2 separate regions of the Mus musculus genome follow, and region 1 is linked to region 2. The links are chromatin loops, found by intact Hi-C in ENCODE. Cell type or tissue: left cerebral cortex. All regions are shown on one strand.

Region 1 (8,000 bases), 210 kb after region 2:
CACTTACTGTTCGTGCTGACAACACACAGGTAAACTAACAAGGCTTCCTGGTGCCCAAACCCCTATGCCCACAGCAGTTTCTCCTCTATGAGGGATACTGAATCCCACAGTGCCTGCATAATGTTTGTCTCTGCTGCTCACTAGATTTCTGATGGTAAACCATCTCCACACCATCCCTTGAAGTCTATGTTCTTGCTCAGCCTCTGAATCATCTGGAAACAGGTACAGAGGACTCCCGAAGGCCATGCAGGAGGAATGAATTAGGGCTTTAGAACTCATGGAATGTGGCCCACCTGTTACCACAGCCATGTGGGTGAGCCTCAGTGTGGCATAACCCAGAGAGAGGACCATGTTTCCTAAGGACTTCTTACTTTTACATAGCTCTGCTCTGCTTGCTGCCCTCACACCCCAATTAATCTAAGAAGTGTATGGAAATTTTAAAGTGACTTCTGGTCCCTCACTGGACAGTATCTCTGGAACTCAGTGATAATGCTTGATCTCTTTCAGGCATTGTTGGCTGGAGTAAAAAAACTTAGCAATGTAGATTGTCAGCACCTTACAAAACACTTGGAAAAATAAATTTGGTAGTGAAGCTAGGTTGAGATGCTTTTACTACTGGTTTTGATGTAGAAAACCCTAGAAAACAATTTATAGTTCAGAAGGGCATACATTTATTAATTAAACTAGAGACATTTTATGGTCAGGGAACAAGAACAATGACAGCACTGGCTGACATGACTCTCACTGAGGCTGGACTGGTGATAATTGATACCCAATTTTATACCCATTTTTGCCCGCAGCTCCATGCCATGATTTATTAAGAATTGCTGATGAGTAGATATGCATTATGAGGATTTAAAGTATATATAACTGATTTTTATATAAGAATTTAGTTTTGCGATTCTTTTGTGATTCTTACTAGATCACTTTTAAAGATAAGTAATAAAATAATCACTCCTTTCTTTGTAATCACAAATTGCTGCCTGCAAGTTAGAGAAGCTGGCTAAGAAAACTACCTTACTTGCTTATACTTTAATCTATAACAAGTTGCTTAGGTACGAATGTACGTACGTGAGTTTTTGGAAATAATTTTTTTTTTACCTGTGCTACATAATGTTCTTTCTTGTAAAGATGTTAGGGATCACATTTTTTTTTCATGATAATTCACTAGAAGAAAACTAAAATGTAATCACATTGTAATTTTAAACTACTTGAAAGATTTTGCCTGGATATATAAACTATGGAATGAAAAATGTAGTATGGAGGTTGGAACATTGTTCCTTCCATCTATCAAACATGTATATGTATGTATATATGTAAAGCTTGTATGAATGGGGGGGGGTTGAAACCCTGTTTCTTCCACTCATTGACTATGTGTATGTATGTATATATATAAACCTTGCCTGTGTGTGTGTGTGTTGGAGCTTGATCTATCCACCAACTGTATGTATATGTGTATATTGTGGATGTATAAAATGCTTAGTCTGCTTACTGCAGCTTTGCTCTAACCATTTTATGTATGAATGTGTATATGTCTGCCTGTAGGTCTGTATGATATATGAATGCACATGTGTATTATGTATGCATGAATGTATGCAGGTATGTATATATTCATATGTACGAAGTTATTGGACTCTGCTTTTCATTTCATCCACTCAGTGTGTCTGTGTGTGTCTGTGTGTGTGTATTTGTGTGTGTGTGTGAGAGAGAGAGAGAGACAGAAAGAGAGAGAAAGAGAGAGAGAGAGATCGAGAGAGAGAGAGAGAGAGAGAGAGAATTTTCTCTTTCTATTCTCAAACCGCTGGCTGCCATAAACAGCAGCCCCTATAAGTATCTAGATCCACCCCAGTCAGCATTGGCCACTCATGGGCTGCCTGCCTCAGTTTACCCCCTTGTGTCAAAGTTGGTCTTTTGCAGAGGACAGTAAAGATGCTGTGGATCAGCCTTCTCTTACTGCCTCAGTGTCACTCTCCTGGCAACTAGTTTTCTTTGACAATCAAATGTGCACTCTTATTTGTTTTCTGAGGCAGTGTTAACGTCTCTTTCACTATTTAAAATAGCTATTCATTTTCTATATGAGTATACAAGACCCCTATTGGCTGTAGGACAGCCATGGGAAGAAGAGTGGATATTCTTACATCCCTTTAATGCAACCTAGCAACCTTTTTAGTCTCACTCTGTCTGAGAAACTAATAGGGAAAACATATCTGAGTGTCCAGACTTCTGTTACACTACATGACTGTACAGAAGGCTGCCTGGAATTCATGGTCATGATTATGAGTTAATATGGGAATCTCAGAAATTTCTGAATTGTTCTATACTTTGACTTTTTAGATACGTTTTCTTGTGTAGATGGTGAGATGAAGAATTGATTTTTTTGTAACTTTTATTTTTATTTTGATTTTATACTGGCTCATATTTTTTTTCAAAATTCAGTGATGATTTAGATACATTCTAAGCTCTAATTTTGTGACACTAAAGCCTGCAGCTGGGAGAAAATATTTAGAAATGCTACTGGAAGATTTCGGCTAACTCAAGTTGTGGGAGATTGTGGAATAAATTCTGTTCCAAGTAGGGAAATATTGTCTAAAATATACCTGCAGTATATAATAAAACATTTAAGGTAAGATGTACATTACATGGACCCTCTTGAAACTGCAAATAAAAAAAGGTACATATTTGTGAGGATTGTAATGAGTAGGTGTGCATACCATATACTTTCACATATATGCTAATCACTGCACTGTGAATAGCCAATCACTGATTGCAAGGTAATCTGCAGATGTGAAATCTATGCAAGCATCTAAGGGATTTAAAACCCAATAAGCAAAGGAATAGAGGAAAATGACACCCTCTAATTGTGATTACTTATTTTCCATGATGCACTAAAGAAAATGTGGTTTTGTTGTATCTAATTAGGTGGTTATCGAGGATATAAGAATCTAATAAGAAAGCTTTGTTAATCCACAAATGCGGAGACCAGGCTCATTATGAAAGCCTTGTATCTGTCTAGAGAGGCAAGTTGTTGTGTGTATGTGACACGGTGTGAAAATTTATGAACTATCTATGGTATAGATGTAAAATAAAATTTCTTCACTGCTTATGCAAAATTATTAATAAATGTTTTTAATCCTTTATTTGATCTATTGGGGGCATTTTATACTTATTTAGGTATAATAATACACAAATGTAAAATGAAACATTTGTTAATTGAGCATTCTTTATGCGTATGTAGTGTGTTGTATGTTTGTGAGTGTGTACACATGTGGAGGTCAGAGGTCCACACTAGATGTCTTTCTGAATTGTTCTACACTTTAACTTTTGAGATAAGGTTTCTTGTTGATTTTGAAGCTTATCATTTCATCTAGCCAGTCTGTCCAGTGTGCTTCAGAATCCACTGTCCATTTCCCAAGCACTGAAGTAGAAGGCATACACTGTTTTAAGTGGCTTTAAATTGATGCTAGAGATACAAACTCTGGTCTTGATGCTTATGCAAGGAAAGTTACTGACTGACTTGTTTCTCAAACTCAATCGAGTACTTTTTTATACTTAATATTATCACATACCAAGTGATTGTATATCTATCCATGTCTATCAACTATCTGTCTATCTACATATCTATCTACCTATCTATCTATCCATCTATCATCCATCTATCTTATCTATCTATCTATCTATCTATCTATCTATCTATCTATCTATCTATCTGTTGATATCTATCTATTCATTTATCTATCCAGATTTTTCTCTCTCTTCCCATGTACCTAGGAGGCAGGCACAATATTCTACCAGTACTACAATGGAAGATACTGCAATGAGAATCCAGCACACTTTAGAGGTCACCAAACCCAATTAAGAGCTTGAACTTGTACCAGCTGATTTCTAGACAAACACCTTGTAAAGAATCTTAGATGTTGGCGGCTTTGTTGGTAGTAATGAACACAATGTATTACAGTGCTCTTCTGAGCCAGTATCTTCTTTATCCACCTACAGGTTTATATTTGTAGCAGTAACAGTTCTTTCTGTACCCAGACCCACAACCTGCCTGACACTTAAGCAAATAAGCACTGAGCTGCAAGCAAGCATATTCTCTGAGCTGGATTTCTTATACTATAAACCCAGCTGTTCTTCTGCCTTGTAAAATACACTAAACTGGAGCAGAGAACTCCTAGGAACAGAAATGAAACCATGTGGAAAATTCTTTTCCTATGCCTCCATTGTTACATTAAGCATTATCTGATATTAACTTGACTCATATGACAAGGGAAACTTGTACCTCATTATTTTTCTCTCTTGGCAAGTACAGTTTCCATCTTTCTTTTTTTCCCACCCAAATATTTATTTCTCCAACATATTTTTTTTCTGTTTTTAATATGATGATAGATCCTGGTTAAAATTATTGCTGTGTCCCTTTTTCATAGTGTGCTACTATATCTGAGATTCAGCATCATGTAAATACATATGTTAGAAAGGTGTTATTTTTATCTTCCTGGTCATACATCTAAGGGCATGTTTCAGTTCACAGTGTATGCTGTTGTCCTGCAGACAGAGAACACAGGAGAGACATATGGGAAAGTCTCATGTATACCAGAGTTCATTGTTCTGATTTGTACAATAATTATCTTCTGTGTATCTATGCCTCCCTTCAGGCCACTAAAATGAAACTTCAACTCAAGTAAAATGATCCCAAGAGTGACTAAGACATTTGAATTCTGCCTTCTTCTGTGCCACCCTACCCCCACCCGCACTGCAGTTTTGTTCCTAAACATCTTGGTACTTGGAACAACAGGAACATATCACAGTGTAAACACTACCTTCTCTCCTCTCCTTAACAAATGACCTCAAGCTTTTAGCAAGGTGAGACTACCAGCTACAATGAAGAAACTATGAAATTGTGTAGGATTGAACATCATAATATAAAAGCCAAACTTTTTAAATGTATATAATGTCCAGAATTTTATTGAAACACAGGTCTGGTATGTGTCAGGGAGATGTAGGTCCGGGTAAACAAAGAACTATTCCTACTACTGTATACTACTCTGAGATTATACCTTTTATATTTGGTAATGAAAAAAATTCCATTATATTTCTTGAGACTGATAACCTAGAAATGACTTCACAGCCATAAGGAGTAATTGGTCAGGCGCTGTGAAACCATGGCTTCGGGGTAATCTGCCCTTACCTCTCTTGTTGTGCGGCTAATAAACTACGAATGTTTCCTCCTTTCTTCATTTTTATTGACAATTTTTAAAGGAATTGGGATGAAGAAAAATAGATAAAATATGTGACCCTACAACTTTTGCATGATCATGTTTAATCTGCTTCTAATTTAAGGCCTCCAGGAGGAATTAACATTTTTCAATAAGAGTCTAAATATTACATATATTTAAAAGTTTTTTTTTATTTATTACGTATTTTCCTCAATTACATTTCCAATGCTATCCCAAAAGTCCCCCATACCCTCCTCCATACACTTGCATATTTGGTTTTGTTTCTTATTCAAACCTTCAAAAATAAAAAAAAATAAAAAAATAAATTCCATCGATGCTATAAATAAACTCAGCAGGCACCTGTGGGCACATGTGACCAGTCAGCCCAAGTTTGAAGATTGAAGCCTCAGGATATGATTTGTCCACAAGTCAAAGTGGAAACTGAGTCACTACATAGTTAAAAAAAAATACATCAAGCAAGAACCATAATTTTCAACATGAGCATCACCTTCCAATGGACTGTATGGACTATGACACAAACACTAAACACTAGCCATGTCTGAGGACACAATGAAGGCCTACTTCTAATTCACTAGAGAACCTTAACTAATGCAGAGAGAACAAGTAAGGCGAGGCTTCCTGAACAATGACAGATAAAGGCAGGTCTGAAGAAGAGAGAGAACCATGCTTATATTTGCAGGATGTGCCTCCCAAATGACAACCTGAGAGTGAAGAGCATATCTCTAACGTCTGAAGAACAAAGAGGAGACAGGTGTGTCTAGGTTGAAGAACATCAAGATTTGAGCTCTGAGTGGCAATTACATTATGTAGCATACCATAGGCCATGCATGGCTTTGTGGGCTTTTAAGAGTAATTTTATTTATGTGTTTTGACTTTCTGTCTGTAAGTATTTTGCCTGTGTCTGTTTGTGTACCAACCAGGAGTCAAGTGCCCATGAAACTAGGAAAGAAATCAGATTCCATGAAACTGGAGTTATAGATTCTGTGAATCAAACTGTATTCCTCTGCAAGGAAAGCAAGCTCTCTTAACTATTGTTCTCCCTCTCTCTCTCTGTCTCCCTCTCCCTCTCCCTCTCCCTCTCCCTCTCCCTCTCCCTCTCCCTCTCCCTCTCCCTCTCCCTCTCCCTCTCCCTCTCCCTCTCCATCCTTACCTCCCTTTCTCCCTCCATCCTCCGCTCTCTGTCAGTAACCTTCAAAGCATAGGGTCTTTTTTTAAATGAGAAAAAAAATCAAGACATTTAGATAATAATGAAAAACATATATCTACAGCAAACTCCTATTGCTCTGGCCCTTACAATATTTCCTCCCCTTCTTCAATGATCTCTGATTATTGAAGCCTTAGGTGCAGGACTTATATTTTAATGTACAAGCTGGAACTGGGCTCATCAGCTTCAGTGTGTGTGTGTGTGTGTGTGTGTGTGTGTGTGTGTGTGTGTGAATTAGTTAAAAATGTCACAATTTTAAAACACAAAAAGGAGGTATATTGGGACATTAGGAGGGGAGAAGTGGAAGAAGAAATTATGTAAAAATAATATCAAAAAATTAAAAGTTATCTTAAACATGTCTAAAGACTTTTCAAGCTTAGCAATTTAATATCAAGTAGTGTTTAGGAGCATTGCTGTGTAATGGAGATGTATCTTTATTTATATGTATGAATAATTATAGTTAACATAGAAGATTCATGAGAAAAAGCCATTAGTTAAACATGTCTTTCCTCACTCCATTTTAATCTATCTCCTTGTGAAGGTATGTAAACTTACATGTTGAAAAGGGGACTGAATTTTGTTCTTTTCAAGAGAAAAAAGCAACCAAAAAAATATTGTCTAAGAGAAATGCCCCTCCCATACCATGATGAGCCTTAATTAGTTAAACTAAGATAATATATTTATTTTATTGTCAGGAATAAAATGAATTCTGGCTTTAAGAAATGAATAACAGATTTTTTGCCTCTACGCAGGAAAGTATATTTTTAAGAGATACTAAAATATACATTTGGATTTTCCAGTGTATTTCCCCCTCTTTTGCTGGCTTCTTAATAAGAGGCCTGGCCACTCAGCAGTGTTTTATTTGTTTTATCTGCACCTGAAGTCAAACTGCAAAACAAGATTGGTGTTTTAAAGAGATTAAGGAGTAAGAAGGGATCTTTAGCAGCTTAAGGCAATTACTTAGTTCTCCTGCTTGTGAGAGATTTTCATTGTCTCAAAACATAACCCTCTGTGCAAAAGGGAAGCACATGTTTATTTGTTTTCAGGCTCCAGCAAGTGACTCATTTCTTCCCACCATCCCTCCAAACTATCAGATAGGCACACATAAAAAACCCCCACCACTCTTCCCTCAGAAGTTCCAGGGAGCACACCAATTACTGCTTTCTAACTATTTTTTAAAGACTTATTTATTTATTTTATGTATATGAGTACACCATTGCTCTCTTCAGACACACCAGAAGAGGACATCAGAACCCATTACAGATGATTGTGAGCCACCATGTAGTTGCTGGGAATTGAACTCAGGACCTCTAGAAGAGCAGTCTATGCTCTTAACCTCTGAGCCATCTCTCCAGCCCCTGCTTTCTAACTATTTACAGATTATATTAGAGTATTTCTACACTTGCTCAATCATATCATTGCTGCTCTATTCATAATAGCTAGAAATTGAAAAGACCCTAGATTTCACTCAACAGAAGAGTGAATAAAGAAAATGGACATTTACACAATGAGTATTACTCAGCCATTTTAAAAATACATAAATTTGCAGGTAATTGGATGGAAAT
Region 2 (8,000 bases):
CAAATTCATTTTTTGCACTTTATGATCATTGCATTCTTTACACAATGTTTCCTGTTACCTATTATATGACATTCATCTGTTATTTACATGCCAGTAATCTATCTCTAAATTATCTGTGTCTATCATCTAACTTGTATCAACTTTTTATTATCTTTTACCTCCATCATACAAGGTTTGTCTATTTTCTGTATGTCATCATCTATCAATTACCTATATATGTACCATGTGCCATATATCTATCCATTTCTATCTTTCACACTGTTTACTACTAGAACAATTTCATACTTGTGCTTTCAGATTCCAGACAGCATCTTAAACAGAAATAGCTTTCAGATTCCAGGATCATCTTTTTAAAAAAAAAAAAAAGTTACTTAATCTTTATTTTTTTTACCCTCCAGATTTTATCCCCTTCCTGATCCACTCTCTGGCTGTTCCACATTCTATATCTCCTCCCCCATACCCCCTCCATGTCTCCACAAGGATGTCCCAATATCCCAACTCACCCATCCCACCCGGCCTCTCCACTCCCTAGGGTCTTTAGTCACTTGAGGGTTAGGTGCATCTTCTCTGACTCAACCTAGACCCTGCAGTCCTCCGCTGTATGTGTGTTAGGGGCCTCATATCAGCTGGTATATGCTTCCTGGTTGGTGGTCTAGTGTCTGAGAGATCTCTGGGGTCCAGGGAAATTGAGATTGCTGATCCTCCTACAGGGTTCCCCTCCTCCCCAGCTTCTTCTAGTTTTTCTCTAATTCAAGTACAGGGGTCAGCAACTTCTGTTCATTGATAGGGTGTGAATATCTGCATCTGGCTCTTACAGCTGCTTATTGGGTCATTCAGAGGGCAGTCGTGATAGGCCCCCTTTTTTGTGAGCACTAAATAGCCCCAGTAATGGTGTCAGGCCTTGGAACCTCCCCTTGAGCTAGATGCCACTTTCAGCCTGTCACTGGACCTCATTTTCCTCAAGTTCTTCTCATTTTAATCACTGAAGTTCTTTCAGACAGGAACAATTATGGGTCAGAGTTTTTGACTATGGGATGGCAACCTTATTCCTAAATTGATGTCCTGTCTTTCTGCTGGAGGTGGGCTCTACAAGTTCCATCTCCCCACTGTAATGTATTTCACTTAAGGTCCCTCCCTTTGAGTTCTGAGAGTTTCTCACCTCCAAGGTCTCTGGTACATTCTGGATGGTCCCCCCACCTCCTACCTCCTGAGGTTGCCTTTACATTCTTTCTGCTGGCCCTTGGGGCTTCAGTCTTTTGCCCCACCCAATACCTCATCATGTTCCCCTCTTGCCCTCCCTGTCCCCTTTTCTACCCAGGTTTCTCCCTCCCTTCTACCTCCTGTGATTGTTTTCTTCACCCTCCCAAGTGGGATTGAGGTATCCTCACTTGGGCCCTTCAGCTTGCTAACCTTTTTTAATTCTGCGGACTGTATCTTAGGTATTCTGTAATTTTGGAGGAGCTAAAATCCACTTATTAGTGAATACATCTCATGCATGTCCTTTTGGGTCTGAGTTACCTCACTCAGCATGATATTTTCTAGTTCAATCCATATGGTTCAAAAACTCAGGGTGACCCTGTTCTTAATAGCTGAATAGTATGCCATTGTGTAAATGAACTACATTTTTCTATATCCATTCTTTTGTTTTGGGATATCTCTGTTGTTTCCAGCTTCTGGCTATCACAAACAAGGCTGTTATGAACTTAGTAGAATGTGTGCCCCTGTTGCATGGTGAGGCATCTTTTGGGTATAGCTGGATCTTCCAGTAAATCTATTTCCAATGTTCTGAGGAATTTCCAAATTGATTTCCCAAGTAATTGTATCAATTTATAATCCCACCAGCAATGCAGGAGTGTTCCTCTTTCTCCACATCCTCAACAACATATGCTATCTCCTGAGGTTTCTATCTTAGCCATTTTGATTGGTGTAATATGGAATCAATCTCAGAGTCATTTTGATTTGCATTTTTCTGATCACTAAGGACTTTGAACATTTCTTTAGGTGCTTCTCATCCATTAGAGATTCCTCTGTTGTGAATTCTCTGTTTAGTTCTATACTCCATAATTTGACTGGGTGTTTGGTGTTTTGGTGGTTAGCTTCTTGAGTTCTTTATATATTTTGGATATTAGCCCTCTATAGAATGTGGGGTTAGTGAAGATTTTTTTCCCAATCTGTAGGTTGCTGATTTGTCTTATTAACTAAGTCCTATGCCTTATACAAGCTGTCCAGTTTCTTTTTGTTTGCTTGTTTGTTTTGTTTTGCTTTTTTGTTTTTCGAGACAGGGTTTCTCTGTATAGCCCTGGCTGTCCTGGAACTCACATTGTAGACCAGGCTGGCCTTGAAATCAGAAATCTGCCTGCCTCTGCCTCCCGAGTGCTAGGATTAGAGGCGTGTGCCACCACGCCCGGCTCCTGCTGTCCAGTTTCTTGAGGTCCCATTTATCAACTTATAAAGTGTCTACAGCAAAAACAGGACGTGACTGGGATGGTTGCAGTAGACAGTAGAGTTACTTGAAAAAAAGGACCTTTCTCACCAAATGCATTCTACTCTCTTCTATTTTGACAGTTCTAGAGTAAAAGGTTTCTAGTTTCTTTTGTTTTGTTTTGTTTTGTTTTGTTTTGTTTAGTGGTGGTGTTTTTTGTTTGTTTGTTTGTTTGTTTTTCCACCTCTAAGTTAATGGAGTCCTGGCTGATATCACCATTGCAACACACACAAAAAAATTATCTTAAAGATACAAGTACAGCTACAACATTGAATTAGACGAGATAATTAAAATATAGCGAGACAGCAGAAAGAGACTTTCAGGAGGATCTTAACCACACCTGAGGTAACACCCGAAGCCGAATCTTCACATGTGGTAAATGTACAAAAGGAAAGTAGAAAAAAAAGTCCTAAATGTAGTCCTTACTCATGAGACCATTGTGAGATTTCAGACATGTTATCAAAGTAACTGCCATAAATAAAGCACCCCACTTCTTAGCAAGCACTACGAGCAGAGTGGCTTTCATTAGTATCTGTCTGTTCTCCTTTGAAAGTCCTTATTTTAAACAGTATTATTGATCATTTCTCTCCTTCTATAACACACACAGATAGGATTAATGTCAAAGACAAGTACTCTCATAGCTAGCAACGTAATGACAGTAGACTGTACATGATGACACATCTGACAATAGTCTGACTCTGTATGAGATTAGACAATGTGCCTTTTGTGAAGTGCTTTCAACTGTATGTTGATTCTGGGCTTTGGTTGGGTTTCACAAGAACCCTGTGTCTCAACATTTCTTCTGCTCCTTATAAAACAAAAGTGTTCTGTGTACACATAACAAGCAGCCATTGTCTTTGTTGTAGCAAGTTACCTTTAAGATTAATATGGAATCTCTTTCCTCCTTGGTTTCTGCTGCCTATACTTTAGATTGTTCATGATGACAAGTCTTAGGAAGGACTTGAGAATCTTCATGTCTTGAGGTCCATCTTTCTTTCTGTTAAGTGATGGGGAAACAGATCTAGAGATGGGAAGTGGCTTAATCATGACCTGTTATTTGTCACTTAGCCAGTCTTCACTAGACCCCATTATATCAGCATACTTTTCCAGCCTGCCTCTGAAGTGCCATGGCAGATTAGTTAGCTAATGCATGCCACTTAAGAGATTGCTGAAAATTATTAAGAAGAGTGGGATTGATAATAATCAAGAGATAAGATTTAGTGAATGTGATTTACACACTCAAACTAACGGTGCATACCACACTAGCAGGGAGAGTCACTTATTGTTTCAGGTCTATTTCTGAGTTCGAGGACTTGGTCTGCAGAGTGAGTTCCAGGACAGTCAGGGCTACACAGAGAAACCCTGTATCAAACAACAACAACAACAACAACAACAACAACACAAAAACAAACACAAACAAACAAGCAAACAAAAAAGAATAATGAACCTGGGCCTGGGCCTGACGTGTTCTGTAATACTGTGGGGTGAAGCAGGGAGTTTACCCAGCGAATTCAACAGAGAAGTGTCAACATAGGGGTGCTGTTTGAGAGAGTTAGACCACGATTTTCTTTTTCACCATAGAGTGTAGTTCCAGTATGAATCCATTGTAAATGGCTCTTTTGGAGAGAGGACTAACAGAAACTGCCTATCCCTTCCTAGTTTTCATTTTGATGTTCTTCTTCCTTTAATGGGGTTTTGACTAAGGACTGGCTCTAAGAAAGATATCTCCAGAGAGCTCAGAGATGCTTCCAAACAGCCTCTTGGTTCCCCACTGGTGCCTTGATTCACTGTCAGAACTTCAGTATTCCATGGTATCCTATCTAAGTAAGTCTCTCAGTACCTTGTGTTGTCCTTTCTTGCTTCTACAAGCATGAAACTGTAAACTCTTGGGAATGTAGACAATAACCCAAGGAGCCTGGCCATGCCATTCCTGCCTATGTGGTAGTGTTAAGCTACTGCCACCTTCTGCTTAGCTCATGCACTGCTAACGCAAGCCATTCCTGCAGTTGCCCTGCATGCCCTGACAATTTACACTCATCCGGACCTGCAGTATTACAATACAAAATACTTCAAATCAAATGTGAACCCTGCCCCAAATCCTCCACAGACTAACCTTTTGTAAGACAGTATTTGAGGGGACAGCTACTTTCATCCCACTAAAGTGTGCTCAGTGGGTTTGGCATTGAACTATGTAACCAGCAGTTTCAATATTCATGGGATATGAATGTTTTACCAGACTTAGGAAAGGGCAAATAAACAGGGTTGAAGAAAGAACAACTTTACATTGTTCAAGTAGCAGAGGATTCCTCTGTGATTTTCTCTGGTGTGCCAAGGGGTCAGGCTTATTGCAGGTGTATTTTTAAAGGATTTATTCTTATTTTTAGTGTGTGTGTGTGTGTGTGTGTGTGTGTGTGTGTGTGTGTGTGAATGGGGGAGAGAGAGAGAGACAGACACAGAGAGAGAGAGAGAGATACAGAGACAGAGCGATGGAGAGATAGACAGACAGAGAGAGAGAAATGCAGATTCCCATGGAGGACAAAACAATCACACCCACTGGAGCTGGATATGAGTGATTGTGAGACACCTGATATTAGTGCTAGGAATTCAATTTAGATCTTCTATAATAGTACATGCTCTTAATCACTGAGCCACCTTTTGAGACCCTATAAATACTCAATAGAGACATTCACAGGACAAAAGACAGTCTAAAACAAGATCTGCATTCATACCCAAGAATTGAGCCCCTACCTTGTTCTTTAGCTCTGGGAACATCCTGAAGTTTTAGCTTAGGCCTCACTGGGAAGTTGAGGCAATCACCCTCCAAGGCAGGAATCCTATAGTAAGAGTCTTTGGTCCCTTAGATGGATTCCAGCAATGTACAGCTTGCCAGACTGAAATGCCACTCCACCCTTTTCCATACAAAGGGCTTCATTTTAATGCAGTTACACAGCTCCCATAATGAAGTTTACCTAGGACCGTTTAAAATGTCCAGCATATGCTCGCCTCGTGTCATCCACATGGAGACATGTGAGTCTGAGTGTGCTGGGATGTGAAATAGTCCAAGAAAAAAACTCCTGCTTCACTAAATTTTATCCTTGTTATTTCTACTCCTTAAGTACCCATGATAACCCTCAAATCTTTTCAGTCTCAAGCAGCAAAAAAGTTGACTTTATGATTCATTATAAGACACAAGAAATTAACAGAAATATAAAGACTCATGATAATTTGAAATCTATAGAAAGAAGCTCACTCATTCTGCCAATTGTCCTTGCTAGCACAGATAGTAGCACCCTGGGGTGTCCTCACATGCTCTGTTACCCATCAACAGCACTGCTCTGGAAACACTTCTCCATTTTCTAATAGTAGAGAACAAGATATATGTCTAATGTTACTTGGAATTCATCTTGATGACTTTGGAGAGTTTACATTCCTTAATTAATTCTTTATTACTGGCTAATTTTCAATACAAATGAATAAATCAGACTTTCATGGGATTGTGGGGGAAGCGTGCTTGGGACAATGACTATCTGAGTATAATACCACTGAGTCTTGCGATTTGTATGCAGAGTGGAGGCCCTTTCCCCAGCTCTGATCAAAATGATGTCATCAGAGGTCCTTTCAGGACTGAGTCTCTGCAGTTTTCATAGGTTCATGTCCCAACGTCAGACAGCTAAAGTATTCTAGACAGAGAAAATGACCTTACCTTTGCAAACCTCAGCCAGGTCTAATTCTACAGCTGTGTCCTAGAATACAGTTCCACACAGTTCAATGTTAGGATCTCATGCCTTTTGGCAACAGTTTGCATTTTCAGGTTTTTCATGTCAAGCACACGCAAGTACAACTTCTCACTGAATATGCATTTTAAGAATAATTTCTGTCTTCTAATAATCTCCAATCAACAGTGTAACCTGATTTAAAATGCAATCCATATAACTGTTCTCAGACACAGTCACACACGTGAGAACTTCAGAACCTGTTTTGAAATCGCCCCCCACCCCACCAGTTTTGGACATGGGATCTCACTCTATAGACTTTCAGCCCCGGCCAACCTGAAACTAACTATGTAGAATAGACTGGCCTTGAAATCATAGAAATATGCCTGCCTCTGTCTCCTAGTGATGAGATTTAAAGTTTGTACCACCACATCCAACTCTGTTTTGAAATCTTATACCAAACCTTTAATTTTATGATCTGAAGAAAGTGAATGAGGACAGTATTAATCAGGGATCAAGGCAGGAATGCAAGAACTCACTGTAAGTCACACCCAGGAGAAAAGTCAGGCACAGAAGTTAGGCTAGGCAAGGCAGACCCTATGCAATGCAATCTCTGCTACTAAATCAAAAGAGATGCCCACAGTGAGTTGGCTTTTAGGACCTAGCTAGCTCACACAGTTAAGAAGAAACCTTCAGTGCAGCTCAGTGCATGCTTTTTCTTCTCTCATTCAATATCAGCAGCAGTTGTAGGATGTCAGAATGCATAAAGATCATTGAGAATATGGTGACAGGGCAGACACAGGGTCATATCCAAGAGGAAAGGTTTTGAGCCCCAGGAAGAATCTGGGTCTTATTTCTTCTGAGTTCTCTTGGTCCCAGAGGTGCTGGAGGCTTATTCAGTGAGCCTGACACAAGCCAGTTACTTCCTAGAGAAAAGTTTCTGGAAGCTGAGCTGAGAAGTTCCTCAAATAATTCAACAAGGATGCACAAAGGTGAACAGTTTTGAGTCACCTATTATTTTCTGTCTTGCTCTTTCGTAAGCAGTGTGGTAGCCTTTCCTGTGGGTGAGGCAGAGCCAATGAACAGCAGTGCCATCATTTCATAACAATCCTGACCTCCATAGTCACTCACAGCCTCCTCTTCCCTGGAGGTAGAGATGTGACCAATGGTCTCTCTTCCCAGAATGTTCTCTGAGACTTTCAAAACTTCCATCATTTCCTTTCGAAAGGGGGTTCTTCCTTTACAAACCAAGCTAAACAGTGTGAGAAATGGCTTTGACAGGCATAAGAATAAATTTCAGCTTCTTAGTGTCTGTCACACATACATGGGTATAAGCACTACAATGTAGACAGATGGGTAAGTTCTAGGAATGAGTTTGACAGAATCTTACATGAAAAGTTTCTGCCTCTGGAAGCTCTGCTCCTTTCCTGTGATATTGTTATGGCTGTGGTAAGCTACCAAAAACAGCGCCATAATATCTATTAATCCTCATGCACGGACATGCCTTCTTTCACTTGCACAATGCCACTGATATCCACTAGTGCCCCCACACAGTGCTCTATAACTACAAAGTCTCCTTTCTTCCATCTTAGCAAGATACAGCCTCCAAACAAGAGTGAACTAAAGTTAAAGTAGAAGTGTTTCTTCTTCCATCCACTGCAGCTAAGGATCTGGAGCTGCGTTTTCTGGGCCTTGGAAAGAAATGTGGACTCAGCCTGCCGCATGCGCGACTTCCCCTCATCAGTGTGCAGTTAGTCCCTGCCAGACTGATTCAGGCCTTGGATGCTTTACAGAAGAGAGAAAGG

The links. A loop is a pair of places that touch in the nucleus more often than their neighbours do. Peaks named below come from ENCODE experiments on the same cell type or tissue, not always from the same donor. Only the 100,000 strongest peaks of a DNase experiment are listed, where the experiment ranks them.
Region 1: a loop joins it to region 2, with 2.1 times the contacts of the local background. A loop is called at or near these places in 2 of 42 quality-filtered maps.

The regions. Positions count from the first base shown.
Region 1 is chr13:25,947,828-25,955,827 of GRCm38, reverse strand. All of the region lies in intron 1 of Gm11351 (predicted gene 11351), which reads left to right. Among named protein-coding and RNA genes, the nearest start is that of Gm11351, 14 kb to the left of the region's middle. In left cerebral cortex, no CTCF peak of the experiment used is centred here; a DNase peak (open chromatin) is centred at 4,017.
Region 2 is chr13:26,155,344-26,163,343 of GRCm38, reverse strand. No RefSeq gene overlaps it. Among named protein-coding and RNA genes, the nearest start is that of 1700092E19Rik, 150 kb to the left of the region's middle. In left cerebral cortex, a CTCF peak has its summit at 4,437 (motif pointing left); a DNase peak (open chromatin) is centred at 7,988; H3K27ac peaks cover 50 bases.